2 separate regions of the Homo sapiens genome follow, and region 2 is linked to region 1. The links are chromatin contacts, found by Hi-C or POLR2A ChIA-PET in ENCODE. All regions are on one chromosome and are shown on one strand. The core of a region is the stretch at or near the end of the contact, and the rest is flanking DNA. Distances in the headings are between cores, read along the strand shown. Region 1 holds the start of HCRTR1 (hypocretin receptor 1). Region 2 overlaps LOC105379772 (a long non-coding RNA gene).

What was found. Hi-C counts contacts between places; a loop is a spot of excess contacts on that map. ChIA-PET counts read pairs that join two places held with the same protein, here RNA polymerase II (POLR2A). Pooled maps may share reads with other maps.
Region 2: a loop to region 1 is called in a pooled map, with 2.1 times the contacts of the local background. The contact joins the enhancer-like site here to the promoter of HCRTR1 in region 1. A Hi-C loop is called at or near these places in 3 of 37 single-sample maps with no recorded cell type and 4 of 50 pooled maps. POLR2A ChIA-PET finds 5 or more read pairs at or near these places in 1 of 52 experiments (activated CD4-positive, alpha-beta T cell).

Annotation. Positions count from the first base shown.
Region 1 is chr1:31,611,388-31,618,938 of GRCh38, reverse strand. HCRTR1 (hypocretin receptor 1) reads right to left here and starts at 1,250. Exons shown (of 9, transcript NM_001525.3): 1 at 1,058-1,250; 2 at 123-183. RefSeq lists enhancers at 645-1,334, 3,560-4,346.
Region 2 is chr1:31,479,934-31,487,484 of GRCh38, reverse strand. It overlaps LOC105379772 (a long non-coding RNA gene), which reads right to left. Exons shown (of 3, transcript XR_001737618.2): 3 at 5,329-5,405. Among named protein-coding and RNA genes, the nearest start is that of LINC01226, 35 kb to the left of the region's middle. RefSeq lists a silencer at 3,158-3,336 and an enhancer at 4,001-4,310. Within about 2 kb of position 4,069, at least 13 of the 41 ENCODE cell types and tissues checked have a DNase peak (open chromatin) inside an H3K27ac peak, as active enhancers do.

The DNA.
Region 1 (7,551 bases), core at 1-2,500:
TTGGTGGAGGAAGACAGACCTGGGTTGCATCCCAATTCCACACCAGTTGCCTTGGGTAGCTTACCTGGCCTCTTTCAGCCTTGGTTTCCCCATCTGTCTAATGGGGTGACAGCCCTACATACCTTACAGGACCACGATGAGGAGTAATGAGCTCCGATGCGTGCCAAGTGCTTCACCAAGAACCTGGTACGAGAAGGTAGTTTCGGGGACGTTTCCGGTTACCATTATTAGGGTACCCTGCTTTGCAGATGAGACCGAAGCTCAGAGAGATTGAGTCTCTTGCTCAAGGTCACAAAGCTCTTAAGCCAGGTCTGTTCGAACCCACCAAACACCGTAGATTTGGGAGGAGAAGCCATCCCGATTGCAAATATTTCTTGAGCCAGTTCAGAGGCTTTAACTTTGGGTTGGGAAAACGGGCCAAGGGAGGTGTTAGAGACCCAAGCCCCACCCGCCATACCTGCCAGACCCTCCGGTGGGCACTCGCGGACACGCACACATACAACACACACACAGTGGGGGTGGTGCGCGGAGGGACTGACGACCCCTTGCGAGCAAGGGGAGCATCCAGGCCCCCTAAGAGGCCCCTTTGGGTCCCCAGGGCCGCGACGCTCCCCGACGGCCGCCAGGAGCCGCTGTTCCGGCGCGCGGGTCGCTCTCCATTCATAAATCCAGCCAGCCCAGCTCCCCGCCCCTCCCCTCCTCCCGCACTCAGCCCCTCCTTCCCCCGGCTGGGCTAGGACGACCCCGGCCAGGTGCCGGAGGGTTGCGGATCCCTGGAGACCCCTGGGGAAGGGGAGGGGACGCCTTCATACCCCACTGAACGCCGGCAGGCCCGCTCCGTCCGCGGGACCTTCCTGCACCTCGGGGGCTGGCGGGGCTCCGGGAAGGCGCGGGGGAGCGAGGGCACTCGGAGCCTGCCTAGAGGAGAGCAGCGCTGGCCGAGGAGCCAGTCTCCCAGCACCCAGGTTACCCCCCGAGACTCTTGGCTCCTCCCATCCCTCGCCGCGGGTCCTTTGGAACCCCCATCCCAGGCCTGGGGGTCCCCCACACCCCGCACCTGTTGGCTCCGGGACCCGGGCGTTCTCGGCTGCTGGTCCCCGGACCTGGCACCGGGGACTTCGCCTTCCTGCGAGGAAGGCCGAGCCTCTAGGGGCCGGGACTGCAGGAGGGGGCCGGGGCAGCCCCCTCCCTAGGCTGCGCTGCCTCGGCTCGCGGGGCTCAGCACGATCCGCGGCAACTGCGCGGGCTGTGGCTCGGCGCGGGCTCCGCCGGGCTGCGCGCTGCGGGGAGGGAGGGCCGGCGGGAGGGGCAGGGCGGGGTGGGAGCCCCCAGACGGTCTTGGCTCCCTGTCTTCCAGCCCCGAGACCCGCAGGGCGGAGGGAGACGCTCGTTCCTTCTAGCCTCCCACTTCAAGCTTCCATCCCACCTCCATTCATGCGTCCATCCGTTCATTCATTCCATCCTCATTCATTCAACATTTATGCCCCTGGCCACCCCGCATTCTGGGCGCACTTAGTGTGTGCCGGCGGGCCTGGCAGCTTCAGAGGGCCACAGTGCAGAGGTGGAGCCCAGCCCCGCCTCTCCTTGCTGCCTCACCTAACTGAGGAGGAGGATGGCACAGGTGGGTCACAGGGGTGAGACAGAGAGGATGCCTGCACCGCCTCCAGCCTAGCTCCGGATGCTGCTGTAACAGCTAGCTCCCAACGATGCCAGAGAAGCCTGTTCTCCCATCTCCCAGCCCCCCATCCTATCTGCCCCCAGTTTCTCTTTTTGTTATACCTACTGTTCCCCCCAAAAATCAAGGACGCCGGTGGGGACAGAAGTGGGGGTTCGTTAATTCCACAAATAACGATTTATTAAGCTGTGTGCTAGGCAGTGAGTTCTAATAATACAGCTACCGTTTGGATAATGCATATGATGCCTGCTCTCATTTAATCTTCATATCAACCTGGTGAGGTGGTCGTTATTGTCCCCATTTTACAGATAAGGACACTGGATCCACATGGCGCAATGACTTGCCCAAGGTCGCACAGCAGAGGCAGAGCTGGGCTTTGAGCCTCTGCCCCTCTCAGGCCTCTAGCCTCTCTCACCAGACACAGTCTCCCTCCCCTGCAAAATCTCTCTGGCTGGTGGGGGAGGCAGGTGCACACCCAGGCAATTAACCTGTGGTGTGAGGAGGGTGTGAGGGCCCTGGGGGCTGTGGGGCACAGGAGGACAGACCGACTCAGCCAGGGCATGAGAACAGGCTTCCTGGAGCAGGGACATCTCCATGGAGACCTGAAGAATAAGAAGGTAGCCTGCAAGGGGGATTGTGGTATTCGAGGAGAGGCATTCAAGGTCAGGAAACAGCAGGTGCAAAGGTTTGAAGGTTGGGGATTCTGGAAATCACAGGTAGGTGAAGGGTGACTGCCTGAGCATCATGCAGTCACCTTGGCCATCCCCTAGCTCAGCATAGGACATTCCTAACATGTCACCCTCTGAAACTCACACTGTTTCCCTCCTGGGAGGTGACTCCTGGGATGCAACCACCATCTTTCCCATTGCAGCCAAAGCCCTTTTCAAAGGCTCTGAAGATGCGCCGTTAGGCATAGGAGGTGTGGGAGAGGAACTGGAGCAGCATAAGGGAGGGGGCCAGTGACCTTAACCTCTGCAGAACAGGAGGATGGACTGAAGCTAAACCCAAGGCAGAACTTTGTCCTTGGGCAGGTATGGCATCTGCATGGTGTGTGATGTCTTGTCTTCCCTAGGTGCTGGCCGAGGTAGGAGAATGAGTGAAGGGACTCAGAAGAGGGGCTGCTGTGTGTGTGTGTGTGTGTGTGCGTGTGTGCATGTGTGAATGTGTGGGTGTGTGCATGTCTGCATATGTGTGCATGAGTGTGTGTTTGTGTTTGAGTCTTGAATTCAAGTAAGGGCTGTGGTGTGTGTCTAGGGAATCCAGTGTGTTTGAGTCTGACTGTGCATATGAGCAGGGGGTGGGCTCTGGGTTGATGACTGGAGGTCACTCTGGGTGGGATGTGTCTGTCTGGGTCTTGATCTGTCCCTGTGTTTTGGCGTTTGTGTCTATGGGGAATGTGTATGTGTGAGGAGATGACTGTTTCTCAGTGTGGATCTGAATGTTCAACTGTGGCTTTGACTAGCACTGGCCTCCCAGCGTGTTTCCCTGTGAGTGTGGGAATGTGAGTGTGGCCATGCCTTTGTGTGTAAGGTTCTGTGAGTGTGCATATGTGGAACTTGGTACATCTGTTCCCACGGCAATGACTCATCTTATCCCCCCACATTCTCCCCCCTACCTGGAGCTGTGATTGTTTGCTATGTAGGGGCTGCAGAGGGGGCTGCAGCATGTAGGGGGATGGGAGGCAGATCGTGTGGGGACACTCCAATAACAGTTGCGGCAAACAAGGTTCAGCCCGCAGTGTGGAAGGTACAGATCCATGTTTGTCTGTGTGGGCGGTAGGCACTGGCCAAGCCCAGCACAGCCCAGGCTTAGAACCTAGCCCAGAGTGCAGATCTCCATATTACAGGGCCTCCCAGATACCATGGGTTGGAGTGGGCAAGGGGCTCGCCAGGCTCCCCCATGTCATGATACAGGGTGGTGCATGTCTGTGTAGGGAGGAAATCATGGCTGAGAATTCCCCCCAGTATACAATGTCACAGAGTCAGTCCCATCTCCACTTAAGAGGGATCTCAATTGCCAACCTTCCCCCACCCTTTATCCGTTGGTGCCCCAAAGATGGCTGCTCCCCAGGTCAAGGGATATCCTAAGAGATTCCTGCCATCACAAGCAACAGATCTCCCTGTCTCCCCTATCAGACGCTGGCCAGGGATTTTCAAGCCAGCAGCAGGAGCCAGGGCGCTGGCCTGGAGGCACTAGGCCTCGCAGCCCCTCTGGTCCTGAATCTGGCCTATTTAGCCACAGCCTAAGGGTGGGAGAGGCCAGTTATTTGGCCTAGATGGGCATGAGAGAGAGTGGGTGTATGCTCAGAGAAAATCCTGGGGGCGGGGCGGTGGGAACCAGTAGTGTTCTAGAAGACCTACAAGAAGCTGCAGGATTTTGGTCCTCGGGCACAACAGCACTGGCTCTGGGAACCCTGGCCAAATGCCCATGTCCAAGGGAGGGCCCTAGGGACCTCAGGTCCTCCATGTCCAGGCTGGGCTCCCAGCCCTTGTGCCTCCTCTGCCCAGGGAGGGCTGGCCTCAGGGCTTTGCTGTGCTTGAGCTGTCTGTCAACAGGGGCCCCCACGACCTCTTTCCCGAAACCAGCCAGCCCCAGCCTTGTTGATCTAATCCTGAGCCTCTGAGCCACAGGTCCCTGTCATATCCATCTTCAAGTGTCACCCTAGGCACTGGCCCCAGGTGCTACCTCCTCCTCCTTCCCGATCCTGCTGTGACTTACAGTAACCTCTGTCTGGCTAGGACTAGAGTAATTGGAATGTAATTGGGTTTCCTCTTGCTAATGCCGCTACAGACCTGGGCACGTGGATAGGAAAACTCTGGGGAAGGCAGAGGTGCTTTGTAGAAGAGCAGAGATCAGGCAGCAGGCCGAGGTGTGGGGTGGGTGAGGGGAGGCCAGCAGAGATGGGCTGTGCTTTTGGAAAGGGGGATTCTGAGGGCGGAGCCTAGGAGGCCACTGAGCGGCTGTGGTGTTTTTGTCTTTGGGCCAACAGCAGTGGCCTCTGGGAGCTCATGCCCAGGGAGGGACCCAGAGACCTCCTGTTCCCCATATCCAGGTCCTCAGCCTTTGTGCCTCTTCTCCTCTGGATGGGCCCCCTCCTTCAGGGTCTGGGTGGCTTGAAGGAGACAGGCAGCCGCTAGGAGAGGAGGAGCACAGGACCCAGAGTCAGGCATTCTCTGTGACTCCCAAAGCTGAGATCATTTTCCTCTTTGGTTTTGTTTTTTGAGACAGTCTTGCTCTGTTGCCCAAGCTGGAGTGCAATGGCACGATCATGACTCACTGCAACCTCCACTTCCTGGGCTCAAGTGATTCTCCTGCTTTGGCCTCCCAAAGTGCTGGGATTACAGGTGTGAGCCACCACTCCTGGCCTAGAGAGCATCTTCAAGCCAGTGGCAGGAGCCAGGAAGAAGGGGCTGGAGCTGGCAGCCTTCTGTCTGTCCACTTACCCGTATACTCACTCAACAAACAAACTCGGAGGCTGGGTAGGCTGCAGAGACGGAGACTCTCCTGGTTAGGCTAGGGAGACCCTCATGGAGACGAGTGGATAGGGGTGGTGTGAAATGCATCAGGATGGAGCCTGTGGAGGCAGGGTGGGGGCAGAATGGGACAGCACCAACAACAAGGCACAGAAACCACAGAAAACACATCTCCTCCCACCTGCCCCCACCCCGCCCCTGGTGTTGAGGAGAGGTCAGGAGCCAGGCTTTGGGGTCAGGAAGACAGGGATTAGACTGCCACTCTGCTGCTTACTACTGGGTGATCTTGGGCTGGTCACTTCCTTCATCTCTGTGATAGGCTAAAATGGCCCCCAAAGATGTCCACGTCCTAACCCCCAGAACATGTGGCTATGTTCCATGGCAAAAGGGGCTTTGCAGATGTGGCTAAATTAAGGGTCCTGGCACAGACAGACATAATCATACACATGCACATATTTAAAAATAATTTAACATTTTAAGAAGTCCAAGTGGTCATCATTTGTCAGACATCGTGACACTTAAGTGGCATTTGGTATTGTTTTTAGCCATGTATTGGTGCTGGGGGCTGCAAAAGATCTAAACCCTAAAATAATAAATAATATTAGTAATAAACAATGGCCATAGTAAATGTGTGCTGGTATGATTATTTTGACACAGGGACACACAAGTGGGGGAAGGAAAGAGGAGGGGCCTGTTCTTCCTGGGAAGTGTGTGTGTGTGTGTGTGTGTGTGTGTGTGTGTGTGTGTGTGGTGGGAAAGGTGGGGAGCTGGGGTTTCAAACTATAACCTGGATCACCAGACATTTAAGGAAAATATTTAGCAGGGCAGAGAAAGACCAAGATAAACAGAAAAAATTTCCAGAGGCAATTTGGGCTAGGTATTGAGGGGTGAACAGGAGCTCACAGCTAGCCTTTGAATGAGACATGCTAGGCAGGAGTGGGAGAGGAAGAAGGGGCAGTATTCCGGGTAGAGGGGACAGCATGAGCACAGGCATGGGGTGGACATGGTGAAAGGCCTGCTGCAAGCTAGTATGCCACAAATACTAGTTTGGCCTGAGAGTGTACCCATGAAGAGGAGCAATGAGAAACAAAAAGATGGGTGAAACGCTGGCCTCCAGGGCAGGCTGAGGTGCTTGAACTCAATCTATCCCAAAGATGATGGGAGGGTTTAACCCAGGTGCGACACAGACAGGTCGGCAGTTTTGTCCTGCAACTTAAGCAGATTTGAAATTAATAACACATTTTCCTTGTAAAATATTCAAACCATTCAGAATAAATGAAAAGCATTATTTTTATTTCTGTGGATTACTATTGACTCCTTATTTGAATATAGTGACTGTAACAAAGAGCCCCACCAAATGACAGTGGCTTTGAAAGTTGAAAGTGTTTTTCTTGGCTGGGCGAGGTGTCTCACACCTGTAATCCCAGCACTCTGGGAGGCCAAGGCGGGTGGATCACTTGAAGTCAGGAGTTTGAGACCAGCCTGGTGTCAACATGGTGAAACTAAAAGTACAAAAATAAAAAAATTCTACTAAAGTTTTCCACTAAAAAAATTTCTACTAAAAATACAAAAATTAGCTGGGCGTGGTGGTTTGTGCCTGTAAGCCCAGCTACTCGGGAGGCTGAAGCAGGAGAATCGCTTGAACCCAGGGAACGGAGGTGCAGTGAGCCGAGATCATGCCACTGCACTCCAGCTGGGCGACAGAATGAGACTTGGTCTCAAAAAAAAAAAAAAAAAAGGTGTATTTCTCTCTCCAGGGCTGGTCAGGCAACTCCAATGTCATCAGAAAGCCAGAATTCTGCCAGGATAGAAGAGTATCATGGTTACATGAACAGATTCTAGGACCATATTGTATGGGTTTAAACCATGGATCTGCCACTTACCAGCTGTGTGATCCTGGGCATGCTATTTAGCTTCTCTATTTTGAGTTTCATTGTCTGTAAAAGGGGATGATATAGTACCCATCTGTGGTAGGGAGAATAATAGATGTCTGAGTCCTAATCTCTAGAATCTTTGAATGTTACCTTACGTGGCAAAAAGGACTTTGCAGAAGTGATTAAACTAAACATTTTGAGTTGGGGGTATTATCCTGGATTATTTGGGTGGGCTCCATGAAATCCAATGATCCTTATAAGAGGGAGGCAAGAGGTCAGAGTAGTGATAGGAGATGTGAGGATGGAAGCAAGTGGTCGTGGTGATAAGAGGAAAGGCCCACAAGCCAAGGAGTGCAGGTGACCTGTAGAAGCTGAAGAAGGCAAGGAAATGGATTTTCCTGAGTCTCCAGAAGGAAAGAAACACTGATTTTAGATGTCTGACCTCCAGAACTGTAGAAGAATAACTTTGTGTTGCTTGAAGCCACTAAGTTTGTGGTTAATTTGTTACAGCAGCAATAGGAAGTGACTA
Region 2 (7,551 bases), core at 2,820-5,319, 130 kb after region 1:
CTGGTTAATGATAATAATACATCATAAAAGATTCAGAAGGGAAGGAGAATATTTTATGAATCATATTTGTTTTGTTTTCGTGTGGCAATTTTCAGTAATCAGATTTTTTGGTTTTGGTTTCGGTTTTGGTTTTGGTTTTGGTTTTGTTTTGTTTTGTTTTTTGAGACACAGTTTCACTCTGTTGCCCAGGTTGGAGTACAGTGGCACCATCTCAGCTCACTGCAACCTCCGCCTCCTGGGTTCAAGCAATTCTCCCACCTCAACCTTCTGAGTACCTGGAATTACAGACATGCCACTGCACCTGGCAAGTCATTAGTTTTCAAAATCAGTAATTTTTAATGGAAACAACTTGACCAAAAATCTGTCACAGAATTTTGAGACCCATCAAGACAAAGTTTAATGAGAAAACTGTGTCTTCTTTTGGTCAACACTGAAACTTTTATAGAAGTGCTTAGGCAAAAGACTTCATAATCTATTTCTGGTGTTGAGCAGCTGTGAAACCTTATGAGAATATAATTCTGAGTTACCATTTTTTTTTCTGGGTTAATTTGAGGGTGTCTTCCCCCACCTATTTTTTTTTGAAATGGAATCTTGCTGTCATCCAGGCTGGAGTGCAGTGGCGTGATCTCGGCTCACTGCAACCTCTGCCCCCAAGGTTCAATCTATTCTCCTCCCTCAGGCTCCCGAGTAGCTGGGATTATAGGCGCACACCAACATGCCTGGCTAATTTTTGTATTTTTAGTAGAGACAGGGTTTCACCATGTTGGCCAAGCTGGTCTCAAACTCCTGACCTCAGGTAATCCGCCCACCTCGACTTCCCAAAGTGCTGGAATTACAGGCATGAGCCACCATGCCCAGCCTCCACCTATTTCTAAGCAGGAGGAATCTTGCTTCAGGTACCTAGTGAAAAGCTATGGGAGGGCTCTGTTGAATTGTGTATTAGTTCATTCTTACATTGCTATAAAGATAGTACTCTGACACTGGGTAATTTATAAACAAAGGAGGTTTAATTGACTCACAGTTCTGCATGGCTGAGAAGGCCTCAGGAAACTTACAATTATGGTAGAAGGGGAAGCAGGCACCTTCTTTACAAGACGGCAGGAGAGAGTCTGAGCAGAGAGCGAAGAGCCCCTTATGAAACCATCAGATCTCGTGCAAACTCACTCACTATCATGAGAACAGCATGGGGGAAACTTTCTCCATGATCCAATCACCTCCCTCCCTCGACACATGGGGATTACAATTCAAGATGAGATTTGGGTGGGAACACAGAGCCAAGCCATATTAGATTGCAACACTGTTGGTTAGTTTGGAAATGCAGCATGCTTTTGTTTACCTGTGATTTACTTTAGAAGGCCAAATCCTATGATACTAAAGGCCATGCATTACATATGAAATTTCATGTATTTACATCAATATTGAGTAAATTTGTTGAAATCTCAAAAAAAGGAAATGACAGAAAAGATAGCCAATATTCAACATTATTTTTAAAATATTGTTATAATGTGGTTAAATTATAACATAACACATATATAACACATATCGCATTGATTTATGTAATATGATATCAAATTCCACATTGAAAATTTATGTGAAACTCTATAGTTTGTCATTTTCACAATACTATTTGGATGTTATTTAAATATACAATTTTAAACTCTCCTAGAACCCTTCTCCCTTTTCTTTTTCAAGATTTCCACATTCTCTAATAACAATTGTCCTTAGTGTTTTCACTGAAGCGTCTCTCATTTTATTTTAGTTTTTGGTGTTAACCTGCCAGCTCTAGCCCTTCAAGGAAAAACCTTTTCTGAAGAAGAACTGCATAACACAATTCTTACAATACAAAACGTGTGATTTTAAAACACTTGCATTTCTAATAAGATGAATTATTTGGAGTCGTTTTGCATTGTCCTACTTGGGAACCCCCGCCCAGGGCACACAGAGGTGTCACATTCAGCTTTGCCAAGGAGTAGTCATGTTTCAAGGTGAAGTTCATCGCCACCCATGAAGTATTTACTCTTGCCAAGGCTGTTCTGCTTAAATCAAATCAAGCTTACAGACATTTATCTCAGTTTATAGAAGATACGGGAGATGAAGGAACATCAAGTGGAAATAATTAGGCCCATTCAGAAAGCGGGATGTTATGCAATTTAACCCTCCCAGCCTCGTAGAAACAAGCAGAAGGGGAAACCAAGAGAATTCAGACATACAACAATTAACTACAATGTGTGGTTAGTGATTAGAGCATAGTTTGAAAACATCAGCTATACAAGACATTTGGAGGGAAATTGAGGAAATTTGCATTGGAATTTACATGACATTAGGGAATTGCTGTTACTTTTTTAGGTGGGATAATAACCATGCGGTTATGTAGGAGAGTGTCCTTTTTTTTAAAGAGATGCTTGCTGAAATAATTAGAGGTTATGTGACAGGATGTCCTTACTTTGAAATGTTCTTTTTATTTATTTATTTGAGACGGAGTTCCCCCCTCCCCTATCCCCACCTCCATCACCCAGGCTGGAGTGCAATGGCACCATCTCAGCTCATTGCAACCTCCGCCTTCCGGGTTCAAGTGATTCTCCTGCTTCATCCTCCAGAGTAGCTGGGATTACAGGTGCCCACCACCACACCCGGCTAATTTTTAGTAGAGACGGGGTTGCGCCATGTTGGCGAGGCTGGTCTCAAACTCCTGTCCTCACGTGATCCACCCACCTCAGCCTCCCAAAGTGCTGGAATTACAGGCATGAGCCACCACCCCCAAAAAAATTCAGACCAGGTGTGGTGGCTCACACCTGTAATCCCAGCACTTTGGCAGGCTGAGGTGGGCTGATCACGAGGTCAGGAGATAGAGACCATCCTGGCTAACACGGTGAAACCCTGTCTTTACTAAAAATACAAAAAAATTAGCCAGGCATGGTGGCAGGCGCCTGTAGTCCCAGCTACTCGGGAAGCTGAGGCAGGAGAATCGCTTGAACCCAGGAGGCAGAGCTTGCAGTGAGCCGAGATCCTGCCACTGCACTCCAGCCTGGGCGACAGAGTGAGACTCCTTCCCAAAAAAAAAAAAAAATCTGTTGATGGGTGGTGGTGATGGGTGCATAACAACATGAATGTGCTTAATACCACCTAGTAATATACTCAAAAAGGGTTAAAATGGTAAATTTTATGTTATGTATATTTTGCCACAATAAAAAACAAAATACTCATCCACTTGGGGCTGCTGAGCAGAGACAAGATCTTACTGAGGACAGCCTACCAGTGACTTGCTGCCTCTGCCTGCTGGACTGTTGGGTTCTTCTTCCCCAACACCAGCCTCAGCTGTTGGTGGCAGCAGAAAGGGGTTGGGGGAGCCCCATTCCCCATGGATCAAGCCCATCATGCCATCAAGAATTTGAATTTGGTGGCTTCCCACCCCATGGTTCAAAATCTCTTGGGATCCCAGATCCAGCAAATCTAATTGCAAATGTTTTGGGGTCAACCAAATAGGGACTGACTCTCCCTCAGTACCAGACCTTACTTTGTTTTCAATTCCAATGAACCAGAAATCATGAGGCACTTAGAGCCTTTTATTCCCTACTAATTACAATGCAAACTGCTACCCACATTTTCTTGCTTTTGTCTGAGGGTGGGATCCGTCAGTTATCAGAGCTGATGTGTAATCAGTCTGTTTGGCAATAGGAGCCAACAGGGATTCATTACCCACCACCCACAGCCAACCCCCTACACTGCAGCAACCAGGAAGCTGGGGAAGATGAGAGTATGGTCACCCCCTTTTCATTGTTTCATTCAGGGTAGAAATTCAGGGCCTACGGGGACATTGCAAATTCCTTTAACCTGGACAGCGATGCTGATGTGCAAGTTCCTAGAAAGCAGCATGGACATTAACAGAACATTAAGCAAGCATGATGACTAAACCAAAGGGAGTTGACGCAGAGCATTTCAACACCACGTAATTAATTACCCAGCAGAAAGACATTTCAGCAAAGGGCCTGGGGACCACATGATTCTACTTCCTCATCATAGATCTGCAACTGACTTCACAGATGGTGTGTAGCAGCCGTTGCGTGAGGTGTTTAAGAATAATCACCATGTTTTAATTCCATCTGCTTCCCCTGGGGAGAGAAATTCTTACTTGACAGTGAAGCTGAGGGAAGAGAGAGACCCTCTGATATTGTTTTATACTCAGTACCCGTTTTAAGAAAAAACGACAAGGAAGTAAAACCAAAGACAGGCAGCCCGGCGCCAGGCCAAAAACCAGGCCTGGGCCTGCCTGGCCTAAACCCAGTAGTTAAAAATCAACTCATAACTTAGAAACCGATGTTATTCATAGATTCTAGACATCATATAGAAGAACATTGTGAAACTCCCTGCCCTGTTCTGTTTCTCTCTGACCACCAGTGCATGTGGCCCCTGTCATGTACTGCCTGCTTGCTCAAATCAATCACGACCCTTTCATGTGAAATCTTTAGTGTTGTGAGCCCTTAAAAGGGACAGAAATTGTGCATTCGGGGAGCTCAGATTTTAAGGCAGTAGCTTGCCGATGCTCCCAGCTGAATAAAGCCCTTCCTTCTACAACTCGGTGTCTGAGAGGCTTTGTCTGCAGCTTGTGCTGCTACAAAGCCACACAGTACAAGGCAGTCTAGATTATCTTCCCCATTTGCTTCTGACAGTGTGAAGGTTGACACTGAGTTTGCCACTCTCCAGGGCAAATATCTTTAGTTCGTTTCACAAATGGGTTGACCGAGGTCCAGAGATTGTGGGTTGTGCCCAAGATCACAAGCTCAAATTCATGTGCGATGGATAGAGAGCAAGGGTTGCCTTGGAATCTGATTAACACCCTGTGGCTACTCCCAACTGGGGTGAGGGAATCTCCCCACACTCAGTACCCAGTCCTGATTAGGGTTAGAGTAGCATTAGTGGTCCTATGGGCAGGAGTCCTTCCTTTCTCCCTTATTCCCCACAGGAAAAATTTTTAATTGATAAGTATCATTGCCATGCATGCATTTGTATTTCTACCACCTATGTATGTATCCATAGACAATATAAAGTATTATTTTGTGTGTTCTTAAAAATTTAAAATAAATAGTATCATACCATATCATTTTGCAACCTGCTTCTTTTTTCAGTATTTAGTGTGTTTTAAGTTTATCCTTATTGGTTCATGTAACTCTACTTAAATTATTTCAAATACTATAAAGTAGTCCACTGTTTGAATAAACCTCAGGTTATCTACCCATTTTTTTGTGCATTATATGTATTATATAGTGAATTCTTACAATAACATAAGCTAGAGAAAAGAAAATGTTATTAAGAAAATCACAAGGAAGATAATATATATTTACTGTTTATTAAGAGGAAGTGGGGTCATCATAAATGCCTTCATCCTCATTGTGTTCATGCTGAGTTGGCTGAGGAGGAGGAGGAAGAGGGAGAAAGAGAGAAGGGTTGGTATTGTCATATCAGGGGTAGCAGAGGCAGCAGAAAAGTAACATATAAGTGAATGAACAGAGTTCAAACACAAACCCGTGTTGTTCAAAGGTCAATTTTTCTTTTCTTGTATAATTTATTGGGTGCAGTGTTCTAAAGATGTATTTTAGGTATAGTTGGTTTATAGTGTAGTTTAAGTTTTTGGTTTATAGTGTAGTTTAAGTTTTCTATTTCATTGTTGGTCTTCTGCCAAGATATTGTATTCATTATTGAAAGTATTCAACTACTATTGTTGAATTGCCTAGTTCTCCCTTCATTTGTCAGTTTTTACTTCACATATATTTGGCCTCTGTTGTTAAGTGCATATATGTTTATGATTATTATATCTTCCTGACACATTGACCCTTTTATGATTATAAAATGTCTCTCTTTAAAAGAGTATCATCTTTTTGTTTTCAAGTCTATTCTGTAATATTAGTAGAGCGACACCAGCTTTCTTGTGATTTCTGTTTGCATGATACATTTCTCCGTTCTTTTACTTTCTTCTTCTTCTTCTTCTCCTCTTCCTCCTCCTTCTCTTCTTCTTCTTCTCCTTCTTCCTCTTCCTCTTCTCCTCCTCTTCCTCTTCCTCCGTCATCGTCACTGTCGTCATTTCACTGTATCACCCAGGCTGGTCTCAAACTCCTGGGCTCAAGGAATTCTCCTGCCTCGGCCTCTGGAGTAGCTGGGACTGCAAGTGCACACCACTGCACCCGGCTCAAATTACCCATCCTTAATTGAGCACTGATTAGGCTTTTGGACTTTTTGCTATTATGAACAGGGCTGAAATGTCTCCTTGTGCACATGGGTGAGTTTTGTCCCCAATAAACATCTATTAGTGGAATTGCTGAATCATAGATGTGCTCATCTTAAAATTTCCCAGATATTGCCACATTTCCTTTCAAAATAATAGCCCTAGATAGTTATGAATTCCTGTTTTCCCAGGAATCTTGCCACCACAAAATGTCATTAGCCTTACTCTTTTTTTTTTTTTAAGTAGAGATGGGGTTTCACCATATTGGCCAGGCTGGTCTCAAACTCCTGACCTCATGATCCGCCTGCCTCGGCCTCCCAAAGTGCTGGGATTACAGGTGTGAGCCACCACGTCCTACTAGCCTTACTAATTTTTAAGTTTTCTTGCTGAGACCAGCTCGGTCTGGGAGACCCTAACTCACTGGCACTAGAGGAATTAAAGACACACACACAGAAATATAGAGGTGTGAAGTGGGAAATCAGGGGTCTCACAGCCTTCAGAGCTGAGACCCCCGAACAGAGATTTACCCATGTATTTATTAACAGCAAGTCAGTCATTAGCATTGTTTCTATGGATATTAAATTAACTAAAAGTATCCCTTATGGGAAACAAAGGGATGGGCCGAAATAAAGGGATGGTTAGTTTACTAGTTGGGCTAGTTAACTGCAGCAGGAGCATGTCCTTAAGGCACAGATCGCTCATGCTATTATTTGTGGCTTAAGAATGCCTTTAAGCAGTTTTCTGCCCTGGGTGGGCCAGGTGTTCCTTGCCCTCATTCCGGTAAACCCACAACCTTCCAGTGTGGGCTTCATGGCCATCATGAGCATATCACAGTGCTGCAGAGATTTTGTTTATGGCCAGTTTTGGGGCCAGTTTATGGCCAGATTTTGGGGGGCTTGCTCCCAACACTTTCTATTTCCCTGCTTTTCTATATGTCATTCATTGTTGAAAATGTCATTCAAATTTCTCTATTGTTACCCATTTTGTCTGTTTGATATCATTTACTGAGAGAGGCACATCTAAATTTCTCAAATTGTAGGTTTATTTATTTCTGCTTGTGCGTCTATCAATTTTTGCTCTGTATAATTTATAACCAGGGTAAGTGGAAGTTCACGTGGATAAAGCAAAATTCATGAACTCACTTATGCCCAGAGATCACAGAGAAGGCTGTATGACTAGGGAGATGAACTTTCCTGGTTTGCTCAAGACAGATGGGTTTCCCAGGATGTGGGACTTTCAATGGTAAAGCAAGGGAAGTACAAATGACCAATTCTAACATTTTCATGAATGAACCACAGAAGTGGAATGTGGGGGAGGAATCCTGCTTTGGGGCC